2 separate regions of the Homo sapiens genome follow, and region 1 is linked to region 2. Evidence: chromatin contacts called from ENCODE Hi-C or POLR2A ChIA-PET data. All regions are on one chromosome and are shown on one strand. Each heading gives the region's core, a stretch centred on a gene start or an enhancer-like site at or near the end of the contact. The rest is flanking DNA. Distances are from core to core; before and after follow the strand shown. Region 1 has its middle 77 kb from the start of MIR5702. Region 2 has its middle 470 kb from the start of MIR5702.

Region 1 (6,281 bases), core at 111-2,610, 400 kb before region 2:
CTTACTTAACTTTAGATATTTTTTTTTTTTTTTGAGGTGGGGAGCATTGCAGATGTGTAATGGATTTACACTCCAAACCTTTGTATAACCCAGAATCCCTTTTCCACCATGAGAAAATGTTCAAGTCAGTCATTTTCAGTAAAACCTACTCACTGTTCCCACCCTGGCTGAGCAGAACGCTGGCCTCAGTCATTGTCTCCTGAGATCAGCACCTCTTCTCACTGAGGTTCTAGCCATACTTTTCTGTCTCACTGGAATCTCACATCTTTATAATATCTCTGCTCACTTTTTCTTTAAACCACATAGAGAAAATTACTGTGTCAACATTTTTCCAGTTTGAATGCCTATTCTTATACCAACACACTACCCAGACAGTGGATTGATCACTGATGGGCTCTGGAATGTGGATTTGGTTGACACAAAGATATGACCATAGACTCCACCAAAGATTGTCATGTGAGCGTGGCTCCTCTATGACAGAACCATGAAGTCTAATGCCTTTCCCACTCATGCCTGTAAGCGCTGAGACCAGCCTCAAGGCATTAGTGATCTGTCACTGTCCTGATCTGTCACTACTTTTTTGGATTGACCTGAAATAGCTTTTTGTAAGGGGAAGGATGGAGAACCTTTGCGAAAATTGCGAAGACAGGTAGAATCCAAACCAAATGAGGGCTATATTTCTTCATTTTCAGAGACAGTGGTGAAGATTTGTAAATAGATGGTGTGGCCAAATAAAGTATTGCTTTAGTACATTCTACCTTTATGAAAATGACTCCTTAGTTTGGCATTGCTAAGTGAGTGTTCAGATTTGAGATTTTGCCTGTTTTATTTGTTCTAAAATTTTGTTCAAAAAGAAACTACTTTTTTACATCGTTACGTCATCCCTTATACTCCCTTCTGTTTTCTTCCTTGGTTTAAAAAAACTTTATAGAATTATTATTATGATCATTACTATTTACAGAGCACCTGTAACATGCCAGGCATATACTAGATGCTTTTCTTCCAGTATTTCATTTAATTCTCACTACAGTTATCTGAAGTAGATTTGACTAGTTCCATTTTATTAATGGGAAAAATGAAGGCTTAGAAAAGTTACTAATTTGCCCATGGAGCTTGTAAATGGCAAGACTGAGATCTAAACCCAGGCCAGAGTGAATCCAGAGTCCATGCCCAGAGTCCACGCTCCAGCTAATATTCTACCCTCTCAAAGACTATGTTTACTGTAGCAGTAGAAAGTGTATTCTCCTCTGATGCATAAAATGCAGGAAGGACTTTACAATCCACTCCAATGAGTCATCTAGCATAGTGGAAATTCTTCAAGATTTTTCTAGCTGATTTTCTAGTCAGTACACTGAGTACTGGCTGGGGTGATGTTGAAGAAGCTTCTTAACCTCTTTGAGGTTCAATATCTCCACTTCTAAAATGGGGCTAATGATAATACCCAGCACATGGGAATTTTGCTATGTGATTATATACATGCAATGGATGGTGAATGGTGAGTTGCTAAGTCAATGCTGTTAGTAAGCAACTGCGTTATTCTTGATGAGAGATCATGAAACTCTGAACTAAAGACACCTGAAAGGAGGCAACATATATGAGAGAAACTCCTTGGGAAAAGGACGTGAATGAAAGAGAGGACTTCAACATGAAGCATCACTGGGAGGTAGAGGCAATTTAACTGAGGCAAGAATCACAGGACAAGGGACAGGCTTGTCGGGGGGAGGCGGATAAAGACTTCAGTTTGGAACACTTGGGTTTGAGGTGATGGGAGAATTTTTATGTAGATATGCTTACCAGGACTTTGCCAAATAACACACTTCTCCTCAAATTCTTGCTCCAGTTGGCTCTTGGTGAAACTCAACCCAAAACACTGAGTAACCCAATCAATAGCTCTATCTTGCTCTTGAGTGGATAAGATACATGCAAGATTTCACTTGATATTGGTCTGAGCAGTGTTCATTCACTGGCACTAGTAACTCAACCAGCATTAAATCATTCCATAGCTGAGAAGAAGTTTGATCAAAAGGACAGAAGATAGAGTTAAAGATGTGGGTTTAGGTGCCAAAAGCAGAAAGAAGATATTTTGAGATATCAAAGTGGATGAGAATGTCAAGGAGGAGAATACAAAGTCAGAAGCAAATTCTAGTTAGAGAGTCTTGTGAAAGCCTACATGTAAAGAACAGGCATTTAAAGGAAATCCAGAGAAGACAAAAGGCAGAGAAAAACTAGGGAATGAATTTCAGAACAAACAAGGGAGAAGAGTTTCAAGTAAAGGTTGACATCAGTGTTGAGTTCTGCAGGGATGACAAGGATCAAAGGACTGTGAATTTGCAATTACGAGAGTGTTGGAAACGTCTGAGAAAAGAGTTTATGAAGAGTAGTGAGAGCTGAAGCTGCATTTCAAAGGGCTATTGAAATACCGGGGCCAGGGAATGAGCTCTACTCAGTCCAATCTCAAGTGAAATCTTGGGCATATCTTATCCATTCAGGAGCAGGAGGGACCACTTGGTTGGGTTGCTCAGTGTCTTGAGTTGAGTCTCACCAAAAGCTGACTCCGGTCAGGATTTGGTGAGGAGTAGTGTATTTGGGAGGTGATGCCAGGAAGAACCAAGAGAAGAATGGGGACTTGAGGCAGAGAAGGGAAAAAACAATACAGGATGTTAATGATTAAGTTGATATGGGCATTTGGGGCTCATTTCTGCTGGGGACATCTTGGAGACGATATAAAATATGCCTTGGACATGAGCCCTTTGAGCAGTCAGGTAACTGAAAGTGTTTATCCTCCAATTCTTGCTTGTATTGACTAAGGGTTGTTCTCAGAGTGTCAACCCTGGCCCCTCTGACCTAGCCTGTGTCTGCAGAGTGCAAAAAACGAAAAAAACAAAAAACAAAACAAAACAAAAAAACACCACAGATAGGGTTACAAATGCATGCAATACAAAGCTGTTAGTGTTTATGGTGAGTGCAGAGGGAAGTGGCCAGGTTCTGCTATAATTAGGGATGGAAACAAGGAAGGAAGAGACTAAGGAAAGCAAAGGACTGAGAGATTAACATTTACTGAGTGCCGAATATGCACGGGATACTGCATATGTTAGCATGTGTGTGTGTTTCAGCCTCACGTAGTCCTCATGATTTCCATTTGAAGAAACTGAAATTCAGAGAGATTAACTTTGCAATGAGCAACAGAGACCCAGTTCTTTATTAGGTCACCTAAAGATCAAGCTACTCCACCATTCAGCAAGTAAATGTGGGGTGTTAATGTGGGCATAGTCAAAATAGTGGCCTGTGGTGTGTTTGGACAGATCATCTCATCGGAATGGTGCTCTTTGTTTCTGAATTTGTGCTTTCATTCCTTCCCTCATTTGGAAGGAGTAATTAATAGCTTGGTTTTAAAAAGATCCCCTGCAGGTTTACGGGCTGCACATGGAAATCAAAATAACTAAAAGAATAATGAAATTGTGTTAACAAAGGATATTATTATCTCTTCTAATTATTTATGTTGTTAGAAATTTGAACATAAGATTTGCTATGATTATCCTGGAATGCTGAAAATGGAAATTACTTGTCGATGTACTCATCCTGTCCCACTAAGGTGTCCCTCTCTACCCTTTCCTTGTGTTCTTCCTGGAGCTGCATTCGTCCTGTCTACTACCTGGGCTCCAGATTTCTTTCCTACCCAGCATCTGCCTTAAGGTTCTGACTGATAACACTCTGATTAACTTTGTCCTTCCTGGTTGAAACCTGTTTCTCTTCCTACTCATCTTTTCAGACCTTTTGCTTAAAAATCTCTTTCTTTATCTCCTCAATTAATCATGCAGTGGAGGCAGTTGTTGTGTTGCTTCTGGCTTTCTTCTGCCTCCCTTGATACCTCTCTCTTTGGTCCTAACCTTCGGACTCTTGGCACCACCCCAGCTAATCTGATAAAGATCATTCTGGTGAATGCTCTCCATGGGGAAGACTAGAGCAGCAGGGGGCCCTCCAAGCCCCTCCTTCCCAGGCAGAGTCTCTTTGTAAATTGTTGTTTTGTGTTAATGATTTTCCAGTTTTGGTTTCATATTTTTAAAATGGAGGATATAAACATAACAGCAAAGAAGCTTCTGAAAAAAAGAATAGAAACAAATACGCTAATCAATTGCACCACCCTGACAATAGCTGCTTTCTTTGTGCTTATTCTTTGCAAGTCTTTATTCTAGTGTGTAGTTCTGATTTCTGCATTTTAAAGTTAATATTATTTCAGGATCACTTAAAATCTATTTCTAAACAAACATCATAATTATCAATTTTAATGACCAGTTAATATTCCATTGTGTTGGTGGCACCAGGTTTAACAATTCTCTTTGTAAAAATCAGTTTTTAATTCTCTAGGATAAATGCCTAAGAGTGCAATTGTTGGGCTGTATGATAAATCTATTTTTAGTTCTAAAGGAAACTGGCAAACTATTTTCCAGAGTGGCTGTAGTGTTTTACATTCCCAGTAGCAATGCATGAGTGATCCAGTTATGTCAGAGGTATCTGAACCAGCGTGACTCCATCTTGAATAGGGGCTGGGTAAAATAAGGATAAGCCCTACTGGGCTGCATTCCCAGGAGGTTAGGCATTCTAAGTCATAGGATGAGATAGGAGGTTGGCACAAGATACAGGTCACAAAGACCTTGCTGAGAAAAAAGCATGCATGAAGAAGCTGGCCAGAACCCACCAAAACCAAGATGGTGATGGAAGTGACCTCTGGTGGTCCTTACTGCTCATTATACGCGCACCGTAATGCATTAGCATGCTGAAAGACACTCCCACCAGCGCCATGACCATTTACAGATGCTATGGCAATGTCAGGAAGTTACCCTCTATGGTCTAAAAAGGGGAGGAACCCTCAGGTTCAGGAATTGCCCACCCCTTTCCCTGAAAACTCCTGAATAATCCACCCCTTTTTTAGCATATAATTAAGAAATAACTATTAGTATTATTAGTTGATCAGCCCACGCCGCTGCTCTGCCTATGGAGTAGACGTTCTTTATTCCTTTACTTTCTTAATAAACTTGCTTTGACTTTACTTTATGGATTTGCCTCAAATTCTTTCTTGTATGAAATCCAAGAACCCTCTCTTGGGGTCTGGATTGGGACCCCTTTCTGGTAACTGTTTCTCCACATTCTCATCAGCATTTGATATTTGTTCAAATTGCTATTGTTTATTTTATTTATTCTAATGGGCTTGTCTGCAATAGTCTCAGATGAAGCTTGTTGTTTCATCAAAATTATTAATAGTGCTTCTTCCACTCTTAAAGTTGCCAGTTTCCTCAATACAGTATATGGTCATCACGCTAGAGCACATTATATACATGGCCACCTACTTTGCCTATACCACTACATTTATATATCTTTGTGGTTTTAACGTGCATTTCCCTGATGACTAATGATGTTGAACATATTTTCATGAGCTTATTTGTCATCTGTGTATCCTCTTCAGTGAACTGTTTTTTTTGCCCACTTTTAAAATTGGATTGTTGTTTTTTTCATGTTGAGTTTTGAGAGTTGTTACAACATAATTTGTCTGTTAGATATGTAATTTGCAAATATTTCTTCCATTCCATAATGTGTCTCAAACATGCTCTTTTGCAAGGCAAAAATTTACCCTTTTTTCTCTTTTATTGGTCATGTTTTTGTTGTCAAATCTAAGAACTCCTTTTCTAGTTCTAAATCTGGAATATTTTCTTTTATTTTTTTCTAAAAGCTTTATAATTTCTATTATACATCTTAGCCTATGATCTATTTGGACTTAATTTTTGTACATGGTATAAGGTTTAGGTAAAGATTCATGCATCTTTCAAAAAATTTAGTGGAATCTCATTTAGAATAGGAGTAGGAATAATAAAGTAGAGGTATATGAGGGTTTTTTTAAGTATGGGTTTTATTTCTAATTTAAGGGATGACTATGATATTGGGTATCTCAAGTGCTGGGAAATTCAAACTCAGTATGAGGAAAGAGGACAACCTCAGCTCAATAGTAAGTGAGATATTTACAGGGCAGGTGGAAGTCCTCTCATAACCCACAGAGGGTGCAGACAACATGTCCTGGAGTGGTCTTGCACAATCCCAGATCACAATCATTCCACTGAAATTATTCATAGTGCCACTTCCCCCTTCCCCTGTCAAAGGGGCTTGATTTCTTCAACACAGAATATGGTCATCCAACTGGATCACATTATGTAAGTGGCCACCTGCTTTACCTATGCCTATCTGCTTTTTCCACGTCCCTATCTTAAAGGAAATGCCACAGACCCCCAAAT
Region 2 (6,317 bases), core at 1,043-3,542:
AAGTATCTTACCCAAAGGGCACACAGCTGTTAAGAGGCAAAACTGAAATTAGAGCCCATTCAGTCTGGGTTGAGTCTGTGCTTTTAACTACCATGATAAACGGTCTCTTCTTCAGAAGTTGACCCTGTACTGTGTGAAGAAAAATTTATTTACAGGGATGAAAACTGGGCAGCTGGTTCAAAGGATCCCTTGGAACTACTCCATAGAAGGATAAAGAGTAGAGACAAATAACAAGCTCACTTGTAGTTTTAGACCCTGGTAAACTTTTGGATGCTCCTGCAATTTCATACTTCAAATGAAATAACTGAATATTTCCTGAAGTAAGTAACCAGCTCTATAACTTGGCAGAAATCTCTGACTCCACTTAACTCACGCAGAGGGCCATGACATGCAGCCTAAGTGCCCAGGAATTTTAAATCAAGATGTATCTATGTAGTGAAACTTTGTGTGCGTGTGAGTGTGTGTGTGTGTGTGTGTGTGTGTGTGTGTGGTTGTTTTACCCTTTGCTTCCTGCTTGGAAAAAAAAAGGTAAATATTTAAAGTTATCTACAAATTGTATTTTTTCCCTAGAATGCAAGAGTCACAGAGATAAACGTTAGCTGTCAGAAAAGCTGCAAATCATCTGAGATGAAGGTGGTGCTTTTTTATTACAGTATCTGAGAAGAAAAGCTTTCAGAGTGAAATTCAGTAATCCCTCGCTTCTGATTCCATGTCTACTGAGATGTTCAAATTTGAGTGCGGCCCTTGGTAAAGCACTGATTGCTGAAAGGTAGCTCTGTCCCATGGGAGGATTTGGAATGAGATCTAGTAGAAATTTTCATTCAAGTTGAATAGAAAACAGAAAAGTGAGTGTTCTATGGAAAGCAGAAGTCTGGCAATGATGGATTTGCCCTGTGAATGAAAGTCTAGGAATGTGTGTCCTTCCCACAGTTGGTTTATTAAGAAAGTCCTGCAAGTTAATATCACAGTATGTGTTTGAATACAGGTATAAATTTCTTGAGAGTCCACAAATCAACTATCAGTGGAAATCCTGATACCCACCAAATGATGTTTTTACATCTATGTATTCATCAATCTAATAATTTTCTAAGAGATAGCAGTGTGTCTATTCTATTGAGTAGAATACTATTGTTTTTCTTTTTTTTTTTTTTCTTTTTTCTTTTTTTGAGATGAATTCTCTCTCTGTCACCTAGGCTGGAGTGCAGTGGCACAATCCCGGCTCACTGCAACCTCTGCCTCCTGGGTTCAAGTGATTGTCCTACCTCAGACTCCCAAGTAGCTGGGAATACAGGCATGCATCACCACACCCAGCTAATTTTTGTATTTTTAGCAGAGACAGGGTTTCACCATGTTGGCCAGGCTGGTCTTGAGCTCAGGTGATCCTGACCTCAGGTGATCCGCCCTCCTCCGCCTCCCAAAGTGTTGGGATTACAGGCGTGAGCCACCGTGCCCAGGCTGTTTATCTTTTATTTGTAAATTTAGATATTTCTGAAGACAATATTAATTTACAGGGAAGTCATTATCCTTCTTCCTAGAATATGCCTGCATAAATCTATGGCATGAAATGCACACATTTCCGACAGGATTCTTTTAATAATACTCTCTCATTTTACAATATTCCCTGACACCATAGCATGACTGGATGAATTATTCTCCAGACATAGCCTAATTTCCAATAGTCATATTTCTTAAATATTTTTGAAATTATTTTTAATAGAAATTTGTAAGATTATCAAATTCAGTATTTTATTGATGGACAAAATTTTACCTGAATTGTCTTAAAAGTGCCACTTTTTATTTCTAAAAGCAACAGAAAATGAAAGGCATTCATTTTATAACTCCCTAGTGTGGATCCTTCTCCTGTTAACAAACTCAAATTTTTAGGAAGCTTCAATTCTTCCAATTCCACTTTAATGCCATTTTTTCTCTCATTCTGTTTTCGGAGGCAATGAAGAACAGCTGGTCACCATTCTCTGCAATAATAACCTTCATATAGTTGAAACCCAAATGGTTTTGGACATGGTACTTACAAAAACATCTCCTTGCAAATGATGTAGCCTATTTGGTATTTCCCCTGTAAACAGCTAGATTCCTTATAGCCAACCCTTCCAGCAACTATCAAATTTTAGCTCTGTTTAGTATAATGCAAGCATTTTCTGCTTTGTCTATTCAGGAATGTCTTCCTAGGAGGTTTCACAATAAAATTTATTGTGTTTCATTTATGACGTACAATGTAAGAAGAATGGAATGCTTTTCTGTTAGGATTTGCATTGATAATGAAAGGTTACTATAGTGCTGGTCTGCTTTGACCAAATTTGCCAAATTCTGAAGAGAATGCCAATTAGAAGGCTGTAATGCTTTTCACTGAAACAGACTGAGGCCAATACCTGGTGGTGGGGACCTGTCATTGTTGGCCAGACTCTATTTTTAATTGGGAGAGAAGGCAAATGCTAGATCAAACAGTGTTTACTAAGTGATACCAATAATTCCAAGTCATAGCCACACCCCAAAAAGCTGAGGAAGTGACTAAGTCCTTCTGAGGTCGTCTTTTCTATTAGTAGCAATGTAGCCAAAAGTCTGAAAACGCTCACATTTTGCTCTCTTTAGGAAAAGACAACATTGATTTTAGAGGTTTTTGTTATGGAGGCCAGGGGGATTTTTCCAGTGCAGCACAGAGAAATCTGGGTTTGGATTGGGAAGCCAGACATTTCTTGGCTTACATTTCCTACTTGAATGGGATTCGTTTGCCCCCTCCTCACCTCTCCCCAACCCCCAGGCAGCTAGAAGCCCCACCTCCTTGCTTGGACCATATGGGGAAGCTGGCTCGGTGGCTGTTATTCTACTGACTCCAAGTTCACGCAGCTGTTCATCCCCTGCTTAATGTACTGGTAATTACAGCAATGTGCTCTTCTCTTTCCAATCATGTAACTTTTACTAATGGAAAATGATTTGTTTTTAACAACTTCCATGCATTTCTTTCTCGTTTTAATAAGAAAGGGTGTCTTGTGGCATTGAGCTATTGAATTCTCTATAAAAAACAAAAGTCTCTATATGAGTTTCCAGCTCCATAGGAGGGCTCTGTGGGATTGGCCAAAGGTGGTGGGGAGACTTAAGTGAGTGTAACTAACTTGATATGAATAGGTCAGTTGGGAAACAAAGCAAGCTCATCGCCTTCTGATCATGGAGGTGGTGAAATAACATTTTTTAAAAATGTGAAACCGGGAAGGATCAGAAGTATGAATTGAGTTCTGCTTTCATGATCCAAACTCTATGTACTCTCAGAGAATTTTTAAAACAAATATCTGAAGAGGTTTTCACTTATTTTCATTCAATGTTTCAGAGCATGTAAATGTTCTCCTTTGATGAGAAATGTTGATGATTTGGGTTGGGTGGGGGTTGAAATGATTATAGCAAGTGCGTCTTTTGCTGTAGCCATGCTAAGCTACCAGGCACAGATCAAACAGGCATGTGGTCACATGATCGTTTTATTTGCAGATAAAATACAGACACCTTGGAATTTCCTTCCTTATATCCCCTAAATGGCACTGGAAATCACTCTAAAAGGATAATTTTTAAAGCAAAACTTTTCCAACTCATTAGAGGATTTCAGTTTTAGACTTTTATTTTAAATAAGTGGTTGAGTAGCAGTTGTAACAAAGAATGCCAAGTCACACCCTTGTGTGTGGATGGAAATACTGCTACACAACACACATAGCTAATTTTATCAGAAGGATGATAGCAAAAGGAATGTCTTCTCTACATGAAAACTCAAAAGTCAAGAGCATTGACGAGATGACAAACCATGATTGCGAAGCCTATTTGCCACATCTTGACATTTTAAAGATTCATATAATTCAAGATTTAGCTAAAATTGTAAAATACATATCCTGAGCTCAAAATTCTTTGATGTTAACATGTATCCATATCTTTTAAAGACATTAATTTTATTCCTTGTGCATTTCTTTTCTTCTATTCGTGGTTAATAATGACATGGCAGCCGGAAATCACCTATCTTCTCCTCAGCCCTTCTTATCTAGCTCCCTCCAGAAGTCTTGTTTTTTCTTAGAGATTTCTTTGGAAATGTTATTAAGCTAGAGTGAAGTAATTTTTAAAAACACACATTGAAACTTAGAACTGAATAATTTTTAAATATTTGTAATAACTTTAGCAAAACCATTGCTTTCCTCAAGAACCACAAGACCACACCAGCAGCAAAGAGGCACTATTGTTCCCCTGGAGTCTTGAGAAGCTCCTCGTGTGACAAACTCCAGCAAAGGGGGTCTGTGCTTCGCTCCTCCATAAATGCAACACCAAGTCTAGATCTGATTTTGCCCTCTAGGAATTCTTGTGCCTTGCTTTATGCAAAGCAAAAATTATGTTTAATATTTTAAAACTAGCTTCAGGAATTAGGATCTTCAGAGTTAGTGGTCTGACTCTAGTCATGTGCATGTCTTACATCATCTTCTATTTTTTCAGATGGTTGCATCAGTAGCTTTGGGAATATTTTATTTTTAAAGTTTTAAGTCATTCTGATATCCACGAGACCATCAAAAATATAACTATGATCTAATGAATGCCCAAATAAGTGGTTGCATAAATAACAACTACTTATCATGTTCACTTTCCCCGTTATTCATTTATTCATTCAGTATTAATTGAACAACTCGTATGTGCCAGGCATATTCCAGGGACCAAGGATTCAGTAGTGAATACAAAATCGTAGCTTTATAAAGGTAGTAGTTCAGTAAGAGGAGATAAACAAATAAAATATATAAGTAAAAAAAAGTTAAATAGCAATGAGCTCTAAGGATAAAAAGCACTGTAAAGGGACAGAATATGATGACAGAGTTTCAATTTTACATGGAGTAAAAGAGAAGACCTCAATATGTGACTTTTGAGCACACAAGGGAAGGAAGTAAGATAAAAGCTTTGTAGATATTTGAGGGAAAAACTGTCCAAGCAAAGAGTACAGCAAGAGCAAAGGTCCTAGGGATCGTGAATGTAGAGTGTTCAAGAGTACCAAGGAGGTCAGTGTGCCCGGAGTACAGATAGTAGGAGATAAGTTTAGAGAAGTGAAGGAAGCCAGATCTTACAAAGCCATAGTTTATTATAAGGACTTTGGCTTTTACTTTGAGATGGGGGAGGCTGCTAGGGATTTTTGAACAGAAAAATGACAGAATCTTGTATAACTTTTAACAAAATAATCCTGGCTGTTATGTTGAGAGTTGATTTAAGGGCGGCAAGGGAAGAAGCAGGGAGACAGTTTAGAAGGCTATTATAATAAGCCAGGCAACGGGACAAAGGGTAAAGGTGGAGAGAGTAGATATAAATGGACTTCCTATTATATAGCAGGCACTATGTTAGGCTTTGTTGATACATCAGGGGGAAAACAGAGGCTCTGTTCCCAGGGCCTTTGCATTCTACTGAGAGGAGCCAGGCAATCAACAAATAAGCCAGTGCATACATAAAATATCAGGTGATGATAAGTTATATGGAGAGAAACCCTAACCTGTTCCAAAGTTCATTATGGCAAACACCTAGAAACAAACACAGTCCTATATAGTGGGGGCTGGAGAAGAAAAGTGTGGCATATTCAAAGAGAGACTATTACGTAGCAATGAAAATGAATGACTTTAACTACATGCAACATTGCAGATGGATCATAGCAATATAATAGGAATACAAAATAAGTTATTATATATTTAAAACATTACATTTTTCATAAAGCCAAACACACGCAACCCAAACTAATACTTTTAAAGAAATACAAATAGATGTGTGAACATATATCAAATGAAGTCAGGAACATTGTTAATACAAGATTTGGGGTAGTAGTTGTCTTGAATGAGGAGTGGCAAAGAAATTCTTGGGATACTCACATGGGTTTCTGTGAGTGTTCTAGCTTCATGTTGGGTGTTGGGTTATTGGATTTAATTATATTATTTGCAGGGAAGGAAGAATGGAAGGAAGGAAGGAAGGGAGGGAGGGAGGAAAGAAGGAAGGAAGGAAGGGAGGGAGGAAAGAAGGAAGGAAGGGAGGGAGGAGGGAGTGAGGAAGGGAGAGAGGGAGGGAGGAAAGAAGGAAAAAAGGAAGGAAGGGAGGGTGGGAATTTTACAGGGTTAACCACTATGGATAATAATTCATCTAATTGTGTTTCCCTGTGGTGTAGGGTTGGGAAAAGTTATGGAGTATTTGCTTTTATATATATAAATTTGCCAGGGAAATCCTGTCTAAGGAAATGACATTTGAGCAGAAGCATGAATGGATTGGAGAAGTGGTTGGAGGAACAAGGAGAAACTCCTGGCTGGAGTGGAGTG

The links. Hi-C counts contacts between places; a loop is a spot of excess contacts on that map. ChIA-PET counts read pairs that join two places held with the same protein, here RNA polymerase II (POLR2A). Pooled maps may share reads with other maps.
Region 1: a loop to region 2 is called in a map of IMR-90, with 2.2 times the contacts of the local background. The contact joins two enhancer-like sites. A Hi-C loop is called at or near these places in 1 of 168 maps with a recorded cell type or tissue (IMR-90) and 3 of 50 pooled maps. POLR2A ChIA-PET finds 5 or more read pairs at or near these places in 2 of 52 experiments (OCI-LY7 and PC-9).

The regions. Positions count from the first base shown.
Region 1 is chr2:226,578,855-226,585,135 of GRCh38, reverse strand. No RefSeq gene overlaps it. Among named protein-coding and RNA genes, the nearest start is that of MIR5702, 77 kb to the left of the region's middle. Within about 2 kb of position 1,360, at least 3 of the 41 ENCODE cell types and tissues checked have a DNase peak (open chromatin) inside an H3K27ac peak, as active enhancers do.
Region 2 is chr2:226,181,891-226,188,207 of GRCh38, reverse strand. No RefSeq gene overlaps it. Among named protein-coding and RNA genes, the nearest start is that of MIR5702, 470 kb to the left of the region's middle. Within about 2 kb of position 2,292, at least 10 of the 41 ENCODE cell types and tissues checked have a DNase peak (open chromatin) inside an H3K27ac peak, as active enhancers do.